Linked DNA regions of Homo sapiens: all the other regions are linked to region 3. Evidence: chromatin contacts called from ENCODE Hi-C or POLR2A ChIA-PET data. All regions are on one chromosome and are shown on one strand. The core of a region is the stretch at or near the end of the contact, and the rest is flanking DNA. Distances in the headings are between cores, read along the strand shown.

What was found. A loop is a pair of places that touch in the nucleus more often than their neighbours do. ChIA-PET counts read pairs that join two places held with the same protein, here RNA polymerase II (POLR2A). Pooled maps may share reads with other maps.
Region 1: a map with no recorded cell type shows a loop between it and region 3 (5-fold over the local background). The contact joins two enhancer-like sites. A Hi-C loop is called at or near these places in 2 of 37 single-sample maps with no recorded cell type and 3 of 50 pooled maps. POLR2A ChIA-PET finds 5 or more read pairs at or near these places in 1 of 52 experiments (activated CD8-positive, alpha-beta memory T cell).
Region 2: a pooled map shows a loop between it and region 3 (5-fold over the local background). The contact joins two enhancer-like sites. A Hi-C loop is called at or near these places in 7 of 50 pooled maps. POLR2A ChIA-PET finds 5 or more read pairs at or near these places in 2 of 52 experiments (T-cell and activated CD4-positive, alpha-beta T cell).

The regions. Positions count from the first base shown.
Region 1 is chr2:68,688,165-68,691,998 of GRCh38, forward strand. No RefSeq gene overlaps it. Among named protein-coding and RNA genes, the nearest start is that of ARHGAP25, 45 kb to the right of the region's middle. Within about 2 kb of position 1,992, at least 4 of the 41 ENCODE cell types and tissues checked have a DNase peak (open chromatin) inside an H3K27ac peak, as active enhancers do.
Region 2 is chr2:68,713,752-68,717,715 of GRCh38, forward strand. It overlaps a transcript of ARHGAP25 not described here. Among named protein-coding and RNA genes, the nearest start is that of ARHGAP25, 19 kb to the right of the region's middle. RefSeq lists enhancers at 1,186-1,480, 1,749-1,828. Within about 2 kb of position 1,765, at least 14 of the 41 ENCODE cell types and tissues checked have a DNase peak (open chromatin) inside an H3K27ac peak, as active enhancers do.
Region 3 is chr2:68,201,977-68,206,187 of GRCh38, forward strand. The region is part of intron 2 of PPP3R1 (protein phosphatase 3 regulatory subunit B, alpha); the gene reads right to left. Among named protein-coding and RNA genes, the nearest start is that of PNO1, 46 kb to the left of the region's middle. RefSeq lists an enhancer at 3,592-4,092. Within about 2 kb of position 1,720, at least 4 of the 41 ENCODE cell types and tissues checked have a DNase peak (open chromatin) inside an H3K27ac peak, as active enhancers do.

The DNA of each region.
Region 1 (3,834 bases), core at 742-3,241, 490 kb after region 3:
CCAATCTTGGGTATGTCTTTATCAGCAGCATGAAAATGGACTAATACACTTACCTTTCACCATTTACTCTATTTTCTCTTTTCAAACTAAATAATAATCTCTTAATTTCTGTATCTCCAGAACCTATTATTATAGTTTCTGGACTATGATGAGGTGCAATAACCATGAATTTAGTCACTTTCATGTGGAACATAAATGGCAGGAAATAAATTGTTTGGAAAGTATTACATGTTTTACTATTCATTTACTCAAAAGTATTTTTGAGCTCTTATTTTCTCCTTCTTAATTTAAAAAACCTCAGGCTGTTGAAGGAGAGATCATGTATTCATTTATTTCTTAGCTACTGGGCAGAGCAAAAATCAATAATTAGAAGAAGTGTGTTTTCCATGAAATTTTACACTCAAATCAACATTATAACTGTAGTGAAATTGGCATCACATTCTAAATAAGGGACCGAGCTATTCTTGTAGGAAATATAAACCTGGTATGAAAAGTAAGTGCTTATCAATAACACTTCCAGGAAGCAATTTTTACTCCGGGGCAATTTGCTGTGCATGCTGGGTCACTGCTGAGTTCAATGCTTCAGAACTTTAGATGATGAAAATGCCTTTCTTCCACATTACGTGCACTGCTGAGTTTCAGTTGGAAGGGTCCTTAGAGACCACCTGGTCCAACCCCCTTTTGCTTTTTATTTTCTTTCTTTTTTTTTTTTTTTAGGGGACAGGGTCTCACTCCATTGCCCAAGCTGGAGTGCAATGGCATGAGCACAGCTCACTGCAGCCTTGAACTCCTGGTTCAAGCAATCCCACCACCTCAGCCTCACACACAGCTGGGACTTGTCAATGAAAAGAGTCAAACTCAGTAAAATATTTGAAAAAAACGTATTCTGAGCCAGGTTTGAGTGACCCATAGCCCATGACGCAGCCCTCAGGAGATGCTGAGAATATGTGTCCAAGGTGGTTGGGCCACAACTTGGTTTCACACATTTTAGGGAGACATAAGGCATCAATCCATACATGTAACATATACATTGGTTTGGTTCAGAAAGGCAGGTTAAATGGAAGCTGCGGGCTTTCAGATCATAGGTAGAACCAAAGATTTTCTGATTGGCAATTGATTGAAATAGTTATTATCTAAAGACTTAGAAAGAGTGTTTTGGTTAAGATAAAGGGTTGTGGAGACTAAGGTTTTATTACACAAGCGAAGCCTCTAGGTAGCAGGATTTAGAGAGAATAGATTGCAAATGTTTCCTGTCAGACTCAAAAAGTCTTTTCTATGAGTAATTCCAAAAGGGAGGAGGGTATAATGGAGCATGTCTAGCACCCCCTTCCCATCATGGACTGAACTGGATTTTCAGGTTAACTTTGGAATGCCCTTGGCCAAGAGAAGAGGCCCATTCAGATGGTTGGGGGGCCTTAGAATTTTATTTTTGGTTTACAGACTATAGGTATGCACCACCATGCCTGGATCCCCCTTATTTTTCAATTAAGAAAGCACTCCAGGGTGGTTAACTACTTACGCAAATATTACAGAGTTATTTGAGATTTGTGATAAGAATCTGGTCTTGCAATTCTTGGTTCATTATTCTTTCCTTTACTGCAAGTAGGTAAGAAGATAAATCATGGGTATGGTTTATTGTCAGTGTCCTAGGGTGACAGAGAATCAGTTTTGGGGAAAATAGGTTAATTACAAAGCTTTCCAGAAGACTTGTTCCTCAGAAACTAAATTACATATCTTCTTTTCCTGCTCCCAATCATTGCCTCTCATGCAGGATTAGGCCAAGCAGGTGGGAAGAGAACTGAATACTAGAGGGTCTTAGAGAAAATGAAGTTTAGCCAGTCATTCATAGAAGAGGAACTGAAACTTATTTCACAGAGAGGTTAAGCAACCTTCATTCTCCCTTTAGTGAAAGAGGCAAATATTCTTTAGAAACCCATGTGACAGCTTCGTTCTCTTGCAGCTGATTTTGAATCTTGCAGTTAATCATGATCTCTGGGCCATGGGCCTTATTGTCTTGAGGCTCTCATTTTACTGATTGATAAAGCAGAAAAACAGAGAAGTGGTGTGATGTGGCGAGAAAGTGCTAGCAGGAAATGAGATAGCTATTACCACCCAGGGCTCTCCTGTTTCTCTCTGCAAGACTCCTTTGGAAATCTTGCATTGCCTTCCCCTTTCTGAGTAATTCCGCGGGGCTTCATTTAGATTGTGCTCATTTGCATTAACTCTCATAACGAAGAGGTGTATTACCAACTGAAATGGAAAAAGGCCTGTGGTTACTTTGTGTCTTCTCTGCTGTCTCTGGTCTCTGGGACCAGAACTCATCCTCAGTACCGAGAGCCAAAGAGGAGCTGACCATGGATTAGATGAAATAAGGTACTGTGTACCTGACACCCAGGAAATAGTCAGTGTTTCTTACCTCCTAGTATTGTTGCAAAATGAAGCAGAATACAGTATATCTTTTGATTCAAAGGTGTCATTAGGCCTTATAACTATTAACCAATTAACAGGTTAATATTTTAGCTTGCACTTTTGCTTTAAAATCTGAATATTGCATGTTAATTTAAAATATGGTTTGTTAGGAGTGTGGTAGGAATATAACTTGTTTGAAATTGACATCAATGTCTAAAATGAAAAACCATGCATCCCAAAACATGGTGATTACCAGCGGAAGGTCAGGAAAACATGCTTCTCTTCTGCAGATGGAGGTACAATGAGGTGTTTGACAGGGGCTTATGTTCCCAACACACCTGGCCTGGACTCTGCATGGAGAAAAAGGTTTGTTCACTAGACTGAGATTTCGAAGGGTAGAGTATTTGTAGAGAGAAGCCAGGTCTCCAGTGTTGCTGGGTTTGGGGAAAGCCTGTAATGGATTCAGGTGTCCAGGTGAGAACAGCTTTCTGACAAATGTGCTGCTGAGGGTGATGTTCTCTCAGCACGTGGCCTGTGAGCTCTCAGTGATGCTCCAGCCAGCAGGAGTACACCAATAAGCCTGACTCTCTGCCAATAGCTGGGGCCAGAGGTCTCGTCCTCATTTTTCACTGGTACCTGGCAGGCAAAATTCCTATCCAGGAGGGAATGGTAGCTCTGGACAGTTGTATAAATATGCTATCAAAATTTGAGAGGCAGAAAGCAAATGACAGGAGGCCAGACCCTCCTTGGAGTCATCAGTCCACTCAAAGTCCCTAGACCCCTTGCTCAATAATTTCACTTTAGTCCACATAATTCCAAGAGGACTAACTAAGGTTTTCATTACAGTGGTCTCTTCTGGCAGTAAGGGTCTGCTCAAATAGCTCTAGTGGACAGAGGCCACAGACATCTGTTAGTGCCAACCTCAGAAAATCCCACTATAAGTTTCTGTTATATTTTTATTTTTTCAATGAAGCTCTTTACCTAGACACAAAGGTGATGGAGAAGTGTTTCCTCCCTATCAAAAAATACTTTGAATTTTTCAAAGAAATTTCATTTTCCTTGAACAATACAGACAAAATCAAATAATGCATAAGCACTCATAATCTCTGACCCTCCCTTTGCCCATAAAGAACATTCTGGAAATTCTAGCATTGTTAACTTGGTACTTCCCTTACACTATCCTATCCTTCCTACCTTCCTTCTCTCTCCTCTATTCTACTCTCCTTGGTGGTCATTTTTATTATTATGAGGTCTAGTTTATTGGACAAGAGGAGAAGTGTTAGCTAGAGAATTTATACTGGAAATGAAAGAAAAATTACAATAAATCTAGGAATGAGATGGAGTCCAGAAGAACCCAGTAGGATAGATTTCAGGGAGTATTAACTTAGGAGTTGAGAATGCAAAAGAGAATAGTCTCAAGTCACT
Region 2 (3,964 bases), core at 515-3,014, 510 kb after region 3:
GATCATGTGGTTTTTGTCATTGGTTCTGTTTAAGTGATGGATCACATTTATTGATTTGTTGATGTTGAACCCAGGAATGAAGCCAACTTGATCATGGTGGATAAGTTTTTTGATGTGCTGCTGGATTCAGTTTGCTACTATTTTATTGAGGATTTTTGCATTGATGTTCATCAGGGATATTGGCCTGAAATTTTCTTTTTTTGTTGTGTCTCTGCCAGGTTTTGGTATCAGGATGATGCTAGCCTCATCAAATGAATTAGGGAGGAGTCCCTCTTTTTGTATTGTTTGAAATAGTTTCAGAAGGAATGGTACCAGCTCCTCTTTGTACCTCTGGTAGAGTTTGGCTGTGAATCCGTCTGGTCCTTGGCTTTTTTTTTGATAGGTAGGCTATTAATTACTGCCTCAATTTCAGAACTTATTGTTCTATTCAGGGATTTGACTTCTTCCTGGTTTAGTCTTGGGAGGGTGTATGTGTCCAGGAATTTATCCATTTCTTCTAGATTTTCTAGTTTATTTGCATAGAGGTGTTTATAGTATTCTCTGATGGTAGTTTGTATTTCTGTGGGATCAGTGGTGATATCCCCTTTTTCATTTTTTATTGCATCTATTTGATTTTTCTCTCTTTTCTTCTTTATTAGTCTGGTTAGTGGTCTATGTATTTTGTTAATCTTTTCAAAAAACCAGCTCCTGGATTCACTGATTTGTTGAAGGGTTTCTCCTGTATCTATCTCTTTCTTCTGCTCTGATCTTAGTTATTTCTTGTCTTCTGCTAGCTTTTGAATGCGTTTGCTCTTGCTTCTCTAGTTCTTTTAATTGTGATGTTTAGGGTGCCAATTTTAGATCTTTCCTGCTTTCTCCTTTGGGCATTTAGTGCTATACATTTCCCTCTAAACACTACTTTATCCGTGTCCCAGAGATTCTGGTATGTTGTGTCTTTGTTCTCTTTGGTTTCAAATACCTTATTTATTTCTGCCTTAATTTCGTTATTTACCCAGTAGTCATTCAGGAGCAGGCACAGCCTTCATCCTGATACACAGAAATGCCTGGTTGGAGAAGGGCAAAAAGTTGAAAATATTCCTTAGTAGAAAAAAAATGTGCACTAAAAAGTATTTTTTATTAAAATACGGAAGGAAAGAAAAATACAATGGGTTCAGATGGGCATATGACAATAATAAAATGTCTCACTTCCCTTCCTCCCCTTCTCTCCCAGCACTCCCCTGAGGTTGCCACTTTTGGACATTTCTGCTTTTAGCTCTTCTGGTGGTTAGAATCATGACTTCCCTGACTGAGAGGCATGACTAGCCCTGAGCATGAGGGTGGGGCTTGTGCGCTGGAAGGCTTAACTTGAACCTTGTGAGCAGGAAGTCAGGCTAGAACCACTCCTAAAGTGCCTGGGGAGGATGGGACTTTTCACTGTTGGTTGCTTCCTCAAATCCAGTGGTTCTCGAACTGGAATCCTCAGCACTGCCTGAAAAGTTGGTAGAAATGCAAATTCTTGGGCCCTACCCCAGACTTATGGAATCAGAACCTTTGGAGGTGGCGCCCAGCAACCCATGTGCTATTTTAACAAATTCTCCAGGCCATTCTGATGCCTGCTCAAGTTTGAGAAGCCCCGTTCTAAGACAGCCAATCAAACAACCAAACACCACCACCAACAACAACAAAGAGACAAAACTCATTTCTTCTTCCAGTGATTGGTTTGGGGTGGGCACGTGACCCTGCTCTGGCTAATGCAGTGCAATGGGAGGCTTGTTTAGGGGCTTCCGGGAGGCGGTCGTGCTCTTGAAAAAGATGCTTGGGAAGAGTAAGAGGCATTGCACCGGGTGCTTTCCCGTGTAGGTGAGAGGCATGGGGCTGCTACTGCCATCTTGTGGACACACTGAGTGGAGGAGGTGAACCGAGGGAAGAACCTGGATGCCTGAGGAATGAATGCCAGAGCCCCAAGAGTAACCATCTGGGAGCCATCCTACTGTGGACTTCTTGTATGATATGTATTATTTTTTAAAGTTAAGAACATGTTGAGTTTGGTTTAGCAGTGAGGCACCCGAACACAGTTCCATTCTGGAACTGTATCTCCTCCCAGACATAGATAAGTGGCTGCCAAGAACAGCTCTCTGGGTAGGCTGGGCCATAAAAGCCACTATTACATGAACAGGTGAGGGCGGTTGGGAGGAGAAATGAATCTACTTCACTCTTTATTCCATAGGTATTTTCAGTCGTTTTCACACCTGCCATTTCTGAGTCCGGGGCCCTTCTGGCGCCCTGCCCTCTTTCATCCTTCTCTGGGCCATGTTCTGAGCTGTTGTTCCCTCTGCTAATGTTACTTCCTGAGTGTAATTCCATCCACTGACAGGCTTCCAGAAGTTAATGAAAATCCTTGGCCTGCCCATCCTTTCCTGTGCCCGCCATTCTTCCTATCTTCCTTACTGCCATCTATTTGGGGAAAGCAGAGAGATAAAGGAGTGTTTGGCTTGCCAACTTGAATGGGAAGGCCCAGATTGTTTCATTGTTTGCTTTTACTGAGACTTGGTTATCATTCTCCCTTTTCAAAAGAAGAAAGAAAGATGAAATAGTGGAGGAGGAGAGCTGCCCAGCAAGATTCCCTCTGGGACATCCATGTAACCCTCTTGGAACATACGCTAATGCTATGGAAATGATTCTTAACTCTTCATTTTGTGGCTTCTTCCAAAATGCAGACCATTCAAGGTAGATGGGGACACTGTGGTGAGTCAACTTGATGGGGAGGGGCTCTCAGAGCTCCTGAGTTTGCCCTAGATTATATCTATCCTTCCCTGAAGCTTGGGTGGACATCTTTCTCTCTAAGAAGATGAAGAACATGGGTCCCTTTGCCTTCATAAGTTTGTGAAACTGAAATTTCAGTTGTCCAGCACAAGCAGATTGAGAATGTATATACATCGTTTTATTCAAACCTTCAACCACATGATGTTATCTTGAGGTAGCACTTACACTGGTGAGAAACCACCGTGGGATCTTAGGGTCATCTCAGATAGGCGTCCTTATTCTACTGTATAAGTTTTCTGAACCAAACTTCCTTCATTGTGACATGGTTTTGCCACAGCTGGTCGTTCTCTTTACTCTTTGATCCTGGTTGAACGATTCATGTAGATTCTATCTCTCTTTAAATGTCAGAATGTGACATTCAATATTTTTCGCAGTATTTGTTTTATGTGTATTCCTTAATGTTTCTGTTTTAGTTAAATACAGTCACACATCATTTAACAATGAAGATATGTTCTGAGAAATAGGTTGTTAGGTGATTTCAGGTGATTTCATTGTGCAAATGTCATAGAATATACTTACACAAAACTAGGTGGTACACACCTAGGCCATATGGTACGGGCTATTGCTCCTAGACTACAAATCTGTATAGCGTGTTACTGTACTGTAGGCAATTGTAACACAGTGGTAAGTATTTGTGCATCTAAACATATCTAAACATAGAAAAGGTACAGTAAAATACAATATTATTATCTTATGAAACCACTACTGTATATGGGATCTGTCATCAACAGAAATGTCTTTATGTGGCACATGACTGAATACATCAAACCTTAGGTTCATTGCTGTGTGAATCAGGGACCTCTATGTTAAAAGGCACAGTATGGGAGAAGCATTGTGATCTGGCCCAGGGTCAGGATGTTGAGGCTTTTACTGGCTCTAGAACTGAGTCAATTCAATCTTTTCTTTTTAAGCTTTAGACACTTCCTCTGCAAAAGACGATAACTTAATCACAGCCTCTGACAGGTTTGTGGAGTTGAGGCTTGACAAGGGTGTTAGGTAAAAACTGCAGTCTTGCATATGTGAAGCCAAAGGTCTGAGCTGTGAGCAAACCTATCATCACCGCTATTGAGTGACAGCAGTCACTCGGCCTTTCACATTCCAACTTAAAAAGCAGATGCATATTCCTATGGCTTTTCTTTGTATAAACACTATCCATAAAGCA
Region 3 (4,211 bases), core at 470-2,969:
AATCAGAATGCTTTTAAACAAAAGATTCAATTTTTCAAGAAAGAGAAATTTCTCCTTTTATTTCACTGATTATTTCCCCTTCTATGTTATCTAATACAGCTCCTGAAATTTCTTTCAGTCAGACGCTATCACTCTGTGTTCTCCAAATCATTCTTTCCTTGCACATTTTTCCATATCTTTTATCTTTTGCTCTAACATTCTGAGAAAGATTCAAGAAGTTTTATTTTTGTTACGCAGATAGCTAGACTTTTTCACTAGCTAAAGTAACTGATTTCTTCAAATTACTCAAATTTGTGCTAGATAACGAGATTACTATATGTCATGAACCTCATTACCGAAACTACAAATTTCTTAGTGCTGCCACAATACCAAAATTTGACAGTGTGGATAAAGCAAATAAAGCCAGTCCTTCCTTTTCTTTTTTCGTTTTTTGTTGTTGTTGTTGTTGTTGTTGTTGTTGTTTTTTGAGATGGAGTCTCGCTCTGTCTCCCACGCTGGAGTGCAATGACACAGACTCGGCTCACTGCAACCTCTGCCTCCTGGGTTCAAGTGATTCTCCTGTCTCAGCCTTCCAAGTAGCTGGGATTACGGGCACCCACAACCATGCCCGGCTAATTTTTCTATTTTTAGTAGAGACGAGGTTTCACCATGTTGGCCAGGCTGGTCACGAACTCCCGACCTCAGGTGATCCACTTGCCTCGGTCTCCCAAAGTGCTGGGATTACAGGTGTAAGCCACTGTGCCCGGCCAGTCCTTTACTTGAGACTACTTGTTTAAAAACTTGAAATATTTAATATATACTAGAGAGTTCAGGGAATTTTTTTTTTTTTTTTTTTTTTTTTTTTGAGACGGAGTCTCGCTCTGTCGCCCAGGCTGGAGTGCAGTGGCATGATCTCAGCTCACTGCAAGCTTCGCCTCCCAGGTTCACGCCATTCTCCTGCCTCAGCCTCCCGAGTAGCTGGGACTACAGGCACCCACCACCATACCCGGCTAATTTGAATCCAGGGATTATTAAAAACCGTCTGTAACACTAAAACAAGGTAACCCAAACTATTTAAGTTCATGTACTATACTTAAGAAAATCCTTTGTTCTTCTCGTCATTACTTAATTCTAATGCTTTACTGAGAGCAAGCAAAGCATAAGTAATTCTCAGTGACTAGGTGAATTAAATCAGAATTGAGATCACTAAATTACCAAGTAAATGATAAATGACAGCTGGTAAACTGTCTAAGAAACATTAACTGTATAATAAATTTATGAAGATGTTAATGTAAAGCAACAACTGCACAAGTCAATTTCAAAATTAACGGCATACAATGTTTTAACAATAAATGGCATTTTAGGGCCAGGCACAGTGGCTCACACCTGTAATCCCACCACTTTGGGAGGCCAAGGCGGGTGGATCACCTGAGGTCAGGAGTTCAACACCAGCCTGACCAACATGGTGAAACCTTGTCTCTAATACAAATACAAAATTAACCAGGTGTGGTGGCACATGCTTGTAATCCCAGCTACTCGGGAGGCTGAGGCAGGTGAATAGCTTGAACCCAGGAGGCAGAGGTTGCAGTGTGCCGAGATCGCGCCATTGCACTCCAGCCTGGGCAACAAGAAAGAAACTCTGTCTCAAAAAAAAAAAAATGCTGAAATGAAAGAGGAAATCAAATTAACTACAGATAACCTTTTTCTCTGAAAACACTGTTTTCAAAACAGCAAACCTCCCTGAGACGAATGTGATTAAGAGCAGACATTAACAGCAAAGTTATTATCCTTAAACTTTCACATCACCTGTAAATACTCAAACCAGAAACAAAACTGCCTGAATGTGAAACTGTTTACTAAAAACAGAAACAGCGTTCTAACGGCTAGAAGGGTTTCTACTGGCAGTTCATTATGCAAAAGGAGAGGTTCCTTCAGAGTCTGCCAAGCTCTTCTTAGGGGACCTTCTAACAAAAGAGAGATGAGACATCTTTTTAGATAAAAGATTTAATCTTTCACCTACATTTAGTCTACAAAACAGCCCTTGTGTTTACTAATTTTATCTAAACCACTCAGAATTACACTGGCTTTATCAAAAATTAGCTGAATCTGATTTTCCACTCTTACTTTCAATTGTGCCCCAATCTAGTCTTCTGCTTAAATTATCTAAGGTAGTATCTTGCACTCAGTCACTTTTCCAAAGTTATCATGCCAAGTTAGAACTAAGGCTTCCACTTTGAGCAAATCACCTCAACAGAGTATACATTTCCTAGTCCAGAGAGGTTAGCCAACAGACAGAAATAAAGTCACAACGGCCTAGAATAAATTCAATAAAAATCCAACACTGAATTGAATGACATATACATATATATACACACACACACTATATATATATATTCTGATATATATATATCAGAATACCTATGTCTTAGACAAATCTAGTCTTGCCTAGAATTATTCATGTAGACAATTATAACATTAATTTTGTAAGATTTACTGAAGACAGACTATATAATACTATGATTAAAAATATTGACTATGAAACATGATGGCCTAAGATCAAATCATGGCTTTGTTACTTCACCTGCTGTGTGACTTAAGCCAGTTATTTAAAGTCTCTTTGCTTCTATTTCCTCATCTGTACAATGGGGAAAGTAATTGTGCCCCTCTCCTGAGGCTAATATGAGAATTAAAAGAATTAATGTATGTAAAACGCTTAGAATAATTCCTGGGACATGGTAAGCACCATACCATTATGGATTGTTATTATTTATGAAAACAAATGGGGTGACTAGTAACTACCAGGTTTTCCCAAAGGTATACAGCCTTTAAAATTATCCAACGAGTTGTCTATGTAATCCAGCTCTGAGCTCTTGCTAGCTAATTCAGTCAACCAATTATTTACTCAGCATCTGCTTTATGCCAGGCATTATGCTTCCACTGTCAAAGTCCCAATTCTTTTACTGGTGAAAATTAGTTTGAACAGCCACTTATTATTAAAGTTTACAGTCTGCATGCCATTCTGAATTGTAATTAAATAATTATTTCTTATTGATTTTATTCTTGGTTACTTCCTTCTCCCCTTTTCCATTTATTTAAAAAGCCCCAACTTTTCAATAATAGAAAATTTCAAACACACACAAAGTTTGAAAAAAGAGTATAATGAATTCTATATGCTCATCATCCAGTTTCAACCATTAAACATAAGAAAAATGTTATCTATATCCCACCCCAGTTATTTCAGAGCAAATCCCAGACATATCATTTCCTTGTAAGTAATCAGTATTATCTTTTTTTTTTTTTTTTTTTGAAACGGCGTTTCACTCGTTGCCCAGGCTGCAGTGCAATGGCGCAATCTCAGCTCACTGCCACCTCTGCCTCCCGGGTTCAAGCAATTCTCCTGCCTCAGCCTCCCAAGTAGCTGGGTTTACAGGCATGCACCACCATGCCCTGCTAACTTTTTACATTTTTAGTAGAGATGGGGTTTCACCATGTCAGTCAGGCTGGTCTCGAACTCAGGTGATCCACCCACCTCGGCCTCCCAAAGTGCTGGGATTACAGGGGTGAGCCACTGCACCTAGCCTAAACAGTATTATCTCTAAAAGATAAAAACTCTTTAACACATCATAACATTATCACACCTAAAAATTAATTATTTGGTATCAAATAATCAGTGTTCAAATTTCCCCAAAGGTCACAAGTGATTTTGTAGATTTTTTAAATCAATCCAGATGTGGCAATTAGACAATGTGTTGATAAAATGAAGATGACCTTGATAGCAGTGTCCGTGGAGTTATAGCAGCCGAAAGCCAGATTGCAGTAGACCAAGAAATTAGCAGAAATAAGGAAATAAAGGTGATTGTGTAGGCTCTTCTTTTTTTTTTGAGAGGGGGTTTCGCTCTTGTTGCCCAGGCTGGAGTGCAATGGCGCGATCTCGGCTCACAGCAACCTCCACCTCCTGGGTTCAAGCCATTCTCCTGCCTCAGCCACCTGAGTAGCTGGGATTTAGGGATGCGCCACCACACTCGGCTAATTTTGTATTTTTAGTAGAGACGGGGTTTCTCCATGTTGGTCAGGCTGGTCTTGAACTCCGGACCTCAGGTGATCCGCCCGCCTCGGCCTCCCAAAGTGCTGGGATTACAGGCGTGAGCCACCGCGCCCGGCGGCTCTTAAAAGGTTCAAATACGTGAAAGAACAGAGAGAAACTTCCAGGTACATGCAGGATCAAAATCAAA